Linked DNA regions of Homo sapiens: region 1 is linked to region 2. The links are chromatin contacts, found by Hi-C in ENCODE. All regions are on one chromosome and are shown on one strand. Each heading gives the region's core, a stretch centred on a gene start or an enhancer-like site at or near the end of the contact. The rest is flanking DNA. Distances are from core to core; before and after follow the strand shown.

Region 1 (5,947 bases), core at 2,852-5,351, 5.9 Mb after region 2:
TTACATTGTCTTGTTTTTTTAGTAGGAAACTGTAAAGACCTATGTAAACCTGAATAAAGCAAATCAGTATTTGACTACAAACTGTAAATACACTATAATGTCCATTCCCCACCCCCCAAAAAAAACTGCAAAGAACTTTTACAAATATACTCATTGAAAATGTAGCAATGACAAATAACTTTAGTTGCTTTGTTTTGAAAATGACATAATAGGGAAGTCTTAATGAGATCTTCAAGAATCATTTCAGAGATAGCATTTGTTTTTCCAGTCTTCAGAAAGATAAAACGAAGACACAGCATTTGGAGCTTACTGGATTAGCTGACTTTTTTTCACCTCTGGAGTACTGGATTTAAACTGTACATGGCCTCTGTTCAATTTTTAGTGGGCACAGGTCCATGTTCAAAAACCAGCACACATATGGGAACTATTCCCAAGCAATTGGTGCTGTGTGGTCAGAAATGGGACAAAATTGGCAGTAAGGGTGCCAGAGGCCAGGACACAGGTGCACCGCTGAGACACACACACGTCCTAAAATCTGCATATGTCTGAGTCACATCTAACTCTACAGACTCTGGTTGTTATTACTTTTCATGAGCATTAAAAAAAAAAGTCAACATCACCTACTTCTATTGTAAAAAATCAATGGATATTACACAACAGCATCAATGATTTTAACATTCTATTACTAAACATTGTATTATTTCTTTAAATCTCATGCCAGAACCAACCCAGACATCCTCTAAAGGAGGAGATACAGAAGTTCTCTTCCCAGGCCCACTCAAAGGGTTCTGGCTCAGACCCTTTTTCCCCATTCCTTAAGAGAGAAAAAAGACATATATTTTCAAGGTAAGAAAATAAGTAAAGTAATAATTTTAGTTGTCATACTTCTTTATCTATCATGACACAACTGGAAGACAAGCTGTAAATATATGTCTTCAGTGTCAAAATGTAAAAAGTGTCACACCCAGCAGTTTCATAGGACATCTAAGTTAGCTGGTAGTCCTCATCACTCGAAACAGTTTTCTAAAAAGCACTTGGGAATATGCTGAAAAAGTTTAGCAATGTGCAGAATATTAAATATCTTCCTTGAAATATACCGGCGGCTCAAGTCTGTCTCTTACTGGGCCACAGGTACAGCTGTGCTAGAAAAGGAAGCTATTAAATATATTAAAAAACTAGAAATATTACCAATAAAGATATCTCATCAAATACATGGTCCCCATTTATCCACAAATAAAATGTTAAGGGTTTAGCAATATATGAAAATCACTTTGAATGCAATAACATCACAAACCCTGTTGATAACATTTAAAAGCATTTTACCCCTAAAGTTCTAATCAATTTTATATAATAGCCAGTAGAGAATTTCTATAAGGAGAGACCATAATATTAGAGTATTGCTCACACCAAATGTATTGTAACTGTGATGTTGCCCAGGACTAGGAGTAAAACAAGAAGAAATTGTAAAAGGTTATTTCATCCTCAGACTCCTTGGGTTCACATTTGGTCCTACTTTCACTAGGAAAATTTATGTTTCAGAGAAGGCCTGAAATACATGATCCATGAATATTAAAGTACTATAAATGAAGTGAGGAATTTGAAGGTGCAATATACTTAATAGTTTACATTCAAAACACGTTAAATATTTACTAAGTGTCACCCAAAATTGGCAATTTGAAACAGATTATTTGGTAATTATCCATTTTTCACTTTCAATTTGATAAAGAATCCCTCGGAGGAAACTGAATGCCACTCTTTAGGTATCAAATAATTTTATTATTCAAATCACTGATATATATTAAACTTTACATTTAACTTTTTCTCTCCTTCTAAAATATTTTCATCTCAATTAAATGGTACCATTTTTCCTCCTGCATTCCTAGTATTTCTGATCTCTCTACACTTTTACTCCACATATATTAAATCTTAGGTTAAGACCTGATTTAAAATGAAACAAAAAAACTCCAATCAAGAGAAGCCTGAGAGTAGAAATGTACAGAAAAGAACAAGAGAGAGTCGTTTTAAAATGTAAAGAATTAACATAAACTTCAAGAAAAATATCATTGTAAGAAAGTTTTTTAAAGAGTAAATAAATTCAATTATAACTGAACAAAACACCAACACTATTTTGGAAATGGAAAGTCCTCTTAGAAGTTCAACCAGTATTTTTCTCTCACTAATTTCATTAATATAATGTCCTTTTAAGTTTATGGAAGGGGTGAGTATACTTAACTCTAAAAACATATTTTTTTTCAATTTAAGACACAATATCCTAGTGTTAATTTATATTATGATTTTTTAAATTAAAATGTATCTAACTCAAGCTCAAAAGTCATACTGAAAAGACCACTGAAGATGTTATCAAATCATTTCATCACAAAAATTTATCATTCTCTCCATCCTACAGCATTTAATATGGTCTAAACACAATAGCTTTGGAAAATCAATTCTGAATACAATAACTCTGATGTAATTGCAAATTCAAAGGAAAATGTAAGTGCATTCGAAGTTGAGGATGTCTGTACATACTTTTAAAACTTTTTTTTTTTCTAACAGGTATAGACTCCCATCAAGGCACACTGACCCTGAAAAATGGCTGAGCTAAAATAAAAGCTGTGTTTATAACGCTGAAACGAAATACTGAGTTCTAAATCTGGTGATTTATCTTTTGACAGCTACAAAGTGCGACACATCAACATTACATTGCCAGATTTAATTTCTCATCTTCCATTTCATTGATAATTGTAAGGTTTAAAATCCATAACAATTTATATGAAGTTCTAGTTGGTCAATACTGTGATCCAGTCCTCATACTGAAACAATGTTAACTTACTTAAAATCCACCACAAAATATTCAATTATTTGACAGATGTTTAACAGAAAGAATAAGGGATCATTAATGATTCCATTTAAAAAATATTTCATCACGAGTGCTACTTTTACTTCAGATTCATGCAAATATGGTGCTTAAAACTGGATCATATTTCAATCCAAAAACCAACGCCCGAAGTATACGGATAATTTCCAAGAACAGAAAAACCATAAATAAGATATAAACTCCCCCAAATTCAAAATAAATTACATAACTTACTCTGTTTTCCTTCTTTGTTTGTCCTCAAAGATGTCATTGAGATTGATTGCCACCTGCCCTAAAAATTTATCCAGACCCACCAGGGACCTGTGCATAACTATAAGGAAAAGAATGTATTTCTCTGGACTTCCCTGAATTAGCAATCCAGGTAGCTCGAAAGAGGCCTCCTCCTTCCAAACTGGCTCAAGGGTTTTCTCAGCTACAGAGGTGGAGTACTTTTCCTTGCCCAGCTGAATTATAGTGTATGTGTCATTGGTACCACTTTTGCCTTTTGGCTTCAGATCTTTGGCTTGGAGCACTGTGACCTGCACGTGGGTTGGAAACCACTTTTGGGCTTGCTCGGACAGCATCATCCTGTCCTGTTTCTCTGCCCCCGAGTTCCCTAGCACAGGCAGTGCCCCTCCCGGAGGGAGAGCCTAATTCCTTAATCACTGCATCCTAAGGACACTTAACGGAAACAGGCAGGCTCAGGGCTCCCCGACTTCCCTATGGCTGATGTCAAAACGCCTCGCGGGGGCAGCCCAGGGGCACGGCCGCTCCGGGGGTCCCCTTTCGTCTGGAGAAACACAGAGGCCCACCATCACCTGGCCGCGCCGTGCAGGCCTCTGCGCGGACCCCCGCCCCTGTCTCCACCTTCCCCAGGCCTGCGGGGCACGTGAGGCCTGGCCACACGGACCCGGGCGGAGGGCTGCGGGGGTGAAGGGAGCCCCCGCCCCAATTCTGCACCCCTGGCCTCCCGCCTGCCTCCTTGCGGCCGAGCAGCCTCCGCTGCCTCCGCGCCTCCCGCCCGCCCGGCGTTCGTCCGCAGGCTCGGCCCGGCTCCTCCTCCCGACCCCGGTAATACGAACCGCCGGCGGCTAACGCGGCCTCGCTCCCTCTCGCAAACCTCTCCCTCCTCCTCCTCCCCCTCGCCTCAGCTCCTCCTCTCGGGCGGGAGCGGGTAGCCAGGGGTGGAGTGGGGGAGGGCGGGGAACGCGGCCGCCCCGGCGCCGGCGGGACGTGGGGCGGGCAGCGGGCTGCAGGGCTGCGGGCGCTTGGTTCGGCCTGGCCCGGCCGGCGGCTCCTAACACCGGGCGGGCGGCTGCGGCGGCACTTCCGGGTTGGCCTTCTCCATGTTGGTCTCGGGAACGTGAAGGGGCGGGGCCTCGAGGTCAGGGGTCAGCACCTCCCTGGTTGCCGTGGCGACTGGAGGCGCGCGACGCGGGCGCAATGGCGGGGACCCGGGGCTTGATGCTGCTTGGGCCTGGCCCAGTGGCGGGTCCTAGGGACGTGGGTACCTGCAGAGGCCGGCAGGTGAGCCCTGGGGAGGGCTGGGGACCGCTCGTGAGAGGAGGTCATCAAAGACCCGGAGACGCCCCTAACTAGGGCGTCTTTGAGGGCAGGGGATCTGTGTTCGCTGTGTCCTGGATGCCCAGTGCCTGGCAGGAGCAGGTCCATAAATGGTGTTGGAACGAATCAGGCCTCTTCACTGACCGAAAGGAAACTTTTCTCCAATCTCCTATCCACCCTTCTCTTTTTGAAAAGTCCGTAAATTGACTGAAAATGACATCCCCCACCCAGACGAAGGGCGATAGGGAAGCAAATAGTTTCCACAGGGAGTAGAGATGTAGGGAGGCACTGGGCTGGCATCAGAAGACCTGGTTCCGGCCGCGCCTCTGCCGCTATCAGTGTGTGTGACCTTGGCCGAGTCATTTCACCTCCATGAGCCTCAGTGTTTTCACGAGTAAAAAAGCCAGTTCTACCTCATGTCTAAGACTCCATCACGACTCTATGGGCTCGACGTCAAAAGGACCCCCGTGGGGACTCACACTGTGGTGGACTGTGCAAATCATGTGGAGACCATGCCCCAAACACGGGTTTCGAGTTTCAGGGGATAATACATGTGCCTTTCCTAGCACAATGCGGCACATAAATCTCCTTTTGCCCCTCTATTTCTCAATTGGAAGAGACGCTTATGTACCACCCCATTGCTGTTAATTCTGTTCGTGTCTTACCTTCCCAAGGAAATTCTAAGTTTTGGGACTGCCTTGTCTATCATGCAGTCCCTTCATAGTGGCTAGCATGCAGCAGACAATTTACTGAATTACTTAATGCCTTTTTTCCCTTTACAAGACTAATTTTGAGAGTAAAACAATATGATACATGTAAATGCACGTTTTTTTAACTTAAATGGCCATAAACATGTAAAGTATCGTGTTTATTATTTTCAAGCAAGGTTTAAAACTTCTCATTCAAGGCAGAATTTTTCATCCCTGGGAGACAGTGTATGAAAAGGCCATGTGTGGAAAACAGAACAAAATCATCGTACTGCGAATATAGCATCTGGATCCCAGAGTGCACAGTTGTCAACTTTAAAGAAAAATATTCTTAGGGATTTTTAAACAGTACGTTGGAACAGTCAATGGTGGAATTTCACCAGGATCTCTAAGGAGAAATAATTTGACACCTGAAACTTACAAAAACCAAATAAACATCATGAAATCAAATTTAATTAAGTTTAGAGTTCTTATACATTTTAAAAGTCTTCATGTCTCTATTAAAGGTTGTAATTAAACAATAGAAAATTATAATAGTGGATGTGTATTTCTGAAGAGCTTAAATTGGTAAGCTTTATTAATGATTATAAACTTGTTTACAAATATAATTTCACTCATCTCTGAAATATAGCCATCTCTAGGGTAGAAGTTGGCAGCAGTAGTTCACAGCAACTCAATAACATACTCCAACACAACTCAGAGAATACTCTAAAGGCAAGAGCTGAACAATTGGAATTACTAACCTCTCTTTCTGTAGCACCTAAATTTCTTTTGAGTTTTCCCAACAGCTGGCTAGAGCCAAAATTGTTTAGTTTTACTG
Region 2 (5,565 bases), core at 460-2,959:
AGGATACAACATTGTATCCTTTGTATCCACACAAAATAGCTATGAATAGTATCCAAACAAAACATAGTATGCAAACAAAATAGTATCCAAACAAAATAGCTATGAATTGTATCCAAACAAAATAGCTATGAATAGTCATTTGCAAATGAAAATAAGAGCTTATTCTTATTTCATTTTTGTTAATTGAATAGTTCCTGGCAGAAGGAAGGCATGTTTATTTAATTAAGGCAATTAGGGCACCCCTTAAGTTCCCGTACTTAAATTAAGATCTTAATTTTCTTGTGATGTCCTAAAAGAACATTTTCACTTTTAATACAAAGGTAATACAAAGCTACAAAGCTCTGAAAGAAAAGCACACTATTTTGAAATATCTGATGTATAAGTTTTCATCCTTTTCGATAAGCTTTTTTCTACCCTAAGGAAAAAGATTCACTAAGAGTAAACTCCTAGAATAGATATTAATCCAAAATATAAAAACTTTCAAACATAATCTCTAGCCTCACATTATTTTTGCTTTTGGCTGTTTCTCACCTGGCCTAAAATTATTCCTTTAAAATCCTGAAAGGTCATGTCTAGATTAACAGTGTTCCTTTGGAAGGCATATTCCAATTTCTTTACAATCCCCACATGGGTTGGCTACAGTCACTGTTATTCTCGGCATAACCACCTATGTCCTTAAAAATTTAACATAAGTACAATCTAACATAACAGGCTAGGGGAGAGAATAAACCAATGCACCTGGGATGAAAGTTCTTCTGTTTCATAACATAAAACTTCAGGACTCAGCTATCAGTTTCGGGTGCAGAATGTCCATACAACAGGGGAGCCGCTGCTGCCTGAGAAAATGAAGTGAAGAGAGGATGAGGAGAGGACAAAGAGGCTCGTTTGTGCCAACAGGAGGTCCACGTTTTGCACTTCCTCCCTCCGCACAGTTCGCTCTAGGTCAAGGAGTAATAAAGAAGCAATATCCCAGAGGCACCAGCCAGCAGCATGCGCTGAGAGAAGCTGACTAGAGGATCTGAAAAGGACAGAGGCTGGAAGACCAGCTGTGAGGTTTAAATCTTCCACTGCTTACCATCTGTGTGATTTTTTATTACCATAAGTTGGTTAACTTCTATGCCTTAGTTTTCCCATCTGGAAAATGGGCAGAATGATAGCTCTTAACCTCCTGGATTGTTGAGAGGACGGAATAATATAAACAAAGGGTCTACCACAGTGTGTAACACACAGTGAGCGCTCAGTCCAATCAATGGTAACGCTGTCATTAATTATCTCCAGCATACCGGCTGCTCTCAGAGTACCCCTTACTGCCTCAATGTTCCCTAGGGACCCAGGCGGGCTGGCTGGCGGCGCCTCCGCGCGTGCAGATACTTAGGGGACTGAGTCCATAAGGACTCCTTCCAACCCAGGGGAACCCATGCCCCAGCGCAGTCTCCCCAGGAGAGATGAATCCTGATCCCCACCCCTGCACGAGCCCGACCGATTTCTCAGGGAGAAGACCGGAGCTCGGGTGTCAGGGAATAGGGGACACGACTGCCCCAGCAACTTGCAGGAGTCGCACCACCTCCATGCACTTGTCCCGGCGCTCCCGGCCCGAGTAGCCTCCCGCAGCCCACACCTGCCCTGGCAGTTCGCACCCTAGCAGCTCCAGCTTCGGCTGCTGCAGAAGCCCGCACTTCCAGTCCCGGCCAATGCCAGCTGCAGTGGCGCACCCTGATGACGCAACCGGCGCGTGGCATTGACGCGGGGCCGCCGGCTAGCCAGCGCCGGGGGCGGGGCCCGGCCTGCGAGCCTCAGGGAGCGTGAGCGGATCCGAGGGTGTAATGTGTGTACTCGAGTGTGCGTGCCTGTGTGTGGCTAAAGATAGTGTGTGAGCGCCTGGACAGATGGTTACCCTGCCTAGGCCATGCGTGTGTGAGTGTGTGTGGGTACCTCATTCTGCTTTGTGTAAATTCAGCTTATCCGGGAGCTTGTCCCTCTTCCAGGCTCTGTTGGGAATGTGCGCGTGGGCTATCAGGTTATGTGTGTGGTCTGACTTTTTATGAGATCTGTAAGACTATGTAGGATTTACTACGAATGGGAGAGGCAGGGATTGCAAATGGCCATGTTGTGTAATTTCTACCAAAGTGGCTGAGTGCCTTTTCCTTTAAGGAGGAAAATGAGATATGAAAAGAAGCAAATAAGGCTTGTAGTATAAAAAGCCTCAGTTAGGAGAAATAAGGGCTTTTTTCCCCCTTCGGACTATATGTTACACAGCATGGTGAATATAGTAAATAATAATGTATTATACAGTTCAAAATCGCTAAGAGTACATTTCAAAAGTTCTCACCATGAAAACTGAGAAGTATTTGAGGTGGATATGTCAATTAGCTTGATTCAGTTATTCCACATTGTATTCATAAGTCATAACATCGATTTGTACCCCCTAAATATATGCAACTATTTAGATAGTTTAAAATTTATAGCAATCCAGTCTAGCCAGCTAAGATGGAGCAACAGGACTGAATTTACTCTCCTGCCTAAAACAACTAAAAACAAAAACAAACAGGCATTTATAAGACAATGGCTTTTAAACGTTGTGCTGGACAGTGGTCCTTGAGGAGGGAAAACAAATGAGGTGAGCCCTATGATTGCCTTGATTTACTAACTAGAGGGAGCAGCCAAAAAGAGCTAGGCAGACTCCCTGAGTTGAAGAGATAGAACTGGGAGAGCAGGGAGGCCAAAGCAGCTGGAACTGTGAGTTGTATATCAGAAAGGAGAAAGCTACACAGAGAAAGAAGGAGCTGTGGAGATCTACAACAGATCTCACTCCAGTCTTCCGCTGATTAGAGCATGTGTGTGAGGAAGCTACCTAAGGGCAGGAAATAATCATGTATGAAGAAAAGAGAGAGCAATTACTAAAGTTTGCACAGGGTAGGAAATTAATTCTGCTCCCACAAGGCAGAGTAGAAAGATACCCAGTGATTATACAGGACCAGAAATAGTGCCTGATCCTGGCACCCCGACTGGAAAACCTCATAATTCACAACTCAAATGGTTTTGCTTCAGTAGTGGGGCAAAATTAGCTCTAATGTAAAAGCTACTCTGATTCTATCTTAGAAATCTTAAAAGCCAGCCACCAAAGGATTAAACCGTTTTTGAGAACAAAGTGTCCCAGAGCAAAGCACAAGAATATTTACAGGAAATTAAAAATAACCAACACCTAACAAGGTAAAATTTGCAACATCTGGAATCCAAACAGAATTATCAGGCATGCGAAAAGAAGCAGGAAATGAGAAAAAAAAATCAACCAATTGAAATCATCCCAGAAATGACAGAGATGATAAAATAAGAGAACAAGGACATTAAGAAAGTAATTATGACTGTATTCAATGTTTTCAACAAGTAGAAAAAATAAACTGAGCATGGGAAGTAGAGATGTGAAAAATCTTTAAAAAAAAAAAAGACACAAACCAAACATCTAGGAGATAATAAAACCACATCTAAGATTTTTAACACCCTAACACACACACACAGACACACACACACACACACACACACACACACACACACACACACACAGGATTAATAGGTTAGACATTACTAAAAAAGAAACAGTAAAAAACCTGACGGGAGGCTGAGGCAGGAGAATGGCGTGAACCCAGGAGGCAGAGCTTGCAGTGAGCCAAGATTGTGCCACTGCACTCCAGCTTGGGTGACAGAGCGAGACTCTGTCTCAAAAACAAAAACAAACAAACAAAAAAAAACTTGAAAGCATTGTGATAGAAACTATCCAAAATGAAACACTAAGGGAAGAAAAATACTGAAAGTAAAAGTAGAGTATCAGTGAGCCTAGTATACATGCAATTGTAGTCCCTGAAGAAAATGAGAAATATGAGGTGAGAATAGATTAGGGAGGACAGAAAAAAGCATTTGAAAGAATAATTGATGAAAACTTTCCAAATTTGACCAAAACTATAAACTTATAAACCCAAAAAGCTCAACAAACTCAGTAGAAACATGAAGAAAACCATACCAAGAAACATCACAATCAAAATGCCTAAAGCCACTGATAAAGAGAAAATCTTAAAAGCTATCAGAGAGAAAAAAAAAGACATTACTGTACAGAGGAACAAAGATAAGAATGACAGCAGATTTCACATCAGAAAAATGCAAACCAGAAGATGGTGGAGCAGCATCTGAAGTACTGAATGAAGAACCTATCAATCAAGAGTTCTTTTTATATTAATATATGGTATGTACATTTTATATATTTTTATATATATCAAAAAAATAAAATAAAAACATATTTTGACATCGAATTGCCAAAAGAATTCATCACCAGCAGGACCGTTCTATAAGCAATGTTAAAGAAAGTCTTTCAGGCAAAAAAAAAATGCTGTCAGATGGAATTCTGAATCTATGCAAAGGAATTAAGAGCTTAAGAAACCACAAATACGTAGGTAAATAATTTTTCTTATTTTTTAAACCCTTTTATTTTAATTTATTTTATTTTATTTTTGAGATGGAATCTCGCTCTGTCACCCAGGCTGGAGTGCAGTGGTGCAGTGGCGTGATCTCAGCTCACTGAAACCTCCTCCTCACAGGTTCAAGCAATTTTCATGCCTCAGCCTCCCGAGTAGCTGGGATTACAGGCACCCGCCACAACGCCCAGCTAATTTTTTTCTGTATGTTTAGTAGAGTTGGGGTTTCACCATATTGCCCAGGCCGGTCTCGATCTCCTGACCTCAAGTGATGCGCCTGCCTCGACCTCCCAAAGTGCTGGGATTATAAGAGTGAGCCACCATGTCAGCCATTAAAACTCTTTTAAAACATGATTGCTTAATGCACAAACAAAAACAATATTTTGTGGGGTTTATAACATGTACAAATAAAATGTATGATGACAACAGCACAAAGTCCAGGAAGGGAGAAGTATTCTGTTGTAAGATTCTTATCTTACGCACCAAGCAGTATAATATACTTGAAGGTAAACTGTAATAAGTTAAAAATGTATACTTTAACTCCTAAAGCAACTACTATGAAAGCAAAACTAAGAGTTATTGTTAACACATCAACAAAGAAGCTTAAGTCGAATTTTTAAGATGTTTAATGAATTCAAAAGAAGGCAGTAAATGATGGGGGAGAAAAGAAAGAATAGATAGAATAAAGAGAAAATACATGGCAAGATGATAGATTTAAGCTCATATAAGTAATCACCCTAATTAAAAGGCAGATATTGTCAGACTGGAAAAAAAATGAAGATCCAATGATATGCCACCTATTTAAAAACTCACTTTAAATATTAAGACAAGTAAAAGTAAAAGGTTAGAAAACAGTATGCTATACTAATGCTAATCAAAAGAAATATAGGTGGGTATATTAATATCATATAATTTCAATACAAAGAATATTATCAGAAATATAGAGGATCATTTTATAATGATAAAAGGGTCAATTCATAATGAGGACAAACTGATTCTACATATTTATTCCTCTAATACAGCACTTCAAAACATATAAATCAAAAACTAATCGAATTGCAAGAAGAAATTTTAAAAATCTACAATTGTAGTCAGCCATTTC

Evidence for each region. Hi-C counts contacts between places; a loop is a spot of excess contacts on that map. Pooled maps may share reads with other maps.
Region 1: a loop to region 2 is called in a map of CD8-positive, alpha-beta T cell, with 33 times the contacts of the local background. The contact joins the promoter of CASC2 here to the promoter of GPAM in region 2. A Hi-C loop is called at or near these places in 6 of 168 maps with a recorded cell type or tissue (CD4-positive, alpha-beta T cell, CD4-positive, alpha-beta memory T cell, CD8-positive, alpha-beta T cell and 2 more) and 11 of 50 pooled maps.

What each region holds. Positions count from the first base shown.
Region 1 is chr10:118,042,720-118,048,666 of GRCh38, forward strand. CASC2 (cancer susceptibility 2) reads left to right here and starts at 4,102. Exons shown (of 4, transcript NR_026940.1): 1 at 4,102-4,384. It overlaps RAB11FIP2 (RAB11 family interacting protein 2), which reads right to left and starts at 4,222. Exons shown (of 5, transcript NM_014904.3): 1 at 3,092-4,222. The coding sequence starts at 3,444. RefSeq lists a silencer at 3,660-4,149.
Region 2 is chr10:112,182,056-112,187,620 of GRCh38, forward strand. It overlaps GPAM (glycerol-3-phosphate acyltransferase, mitochondrial), which reads right to left and starts at 1,710. Exons shown (of 22, transcript NM_001244949.2): 1 at 1,638-1,710; 2 at 739-836. RefSeq lists a silencer at 1,628-1,857.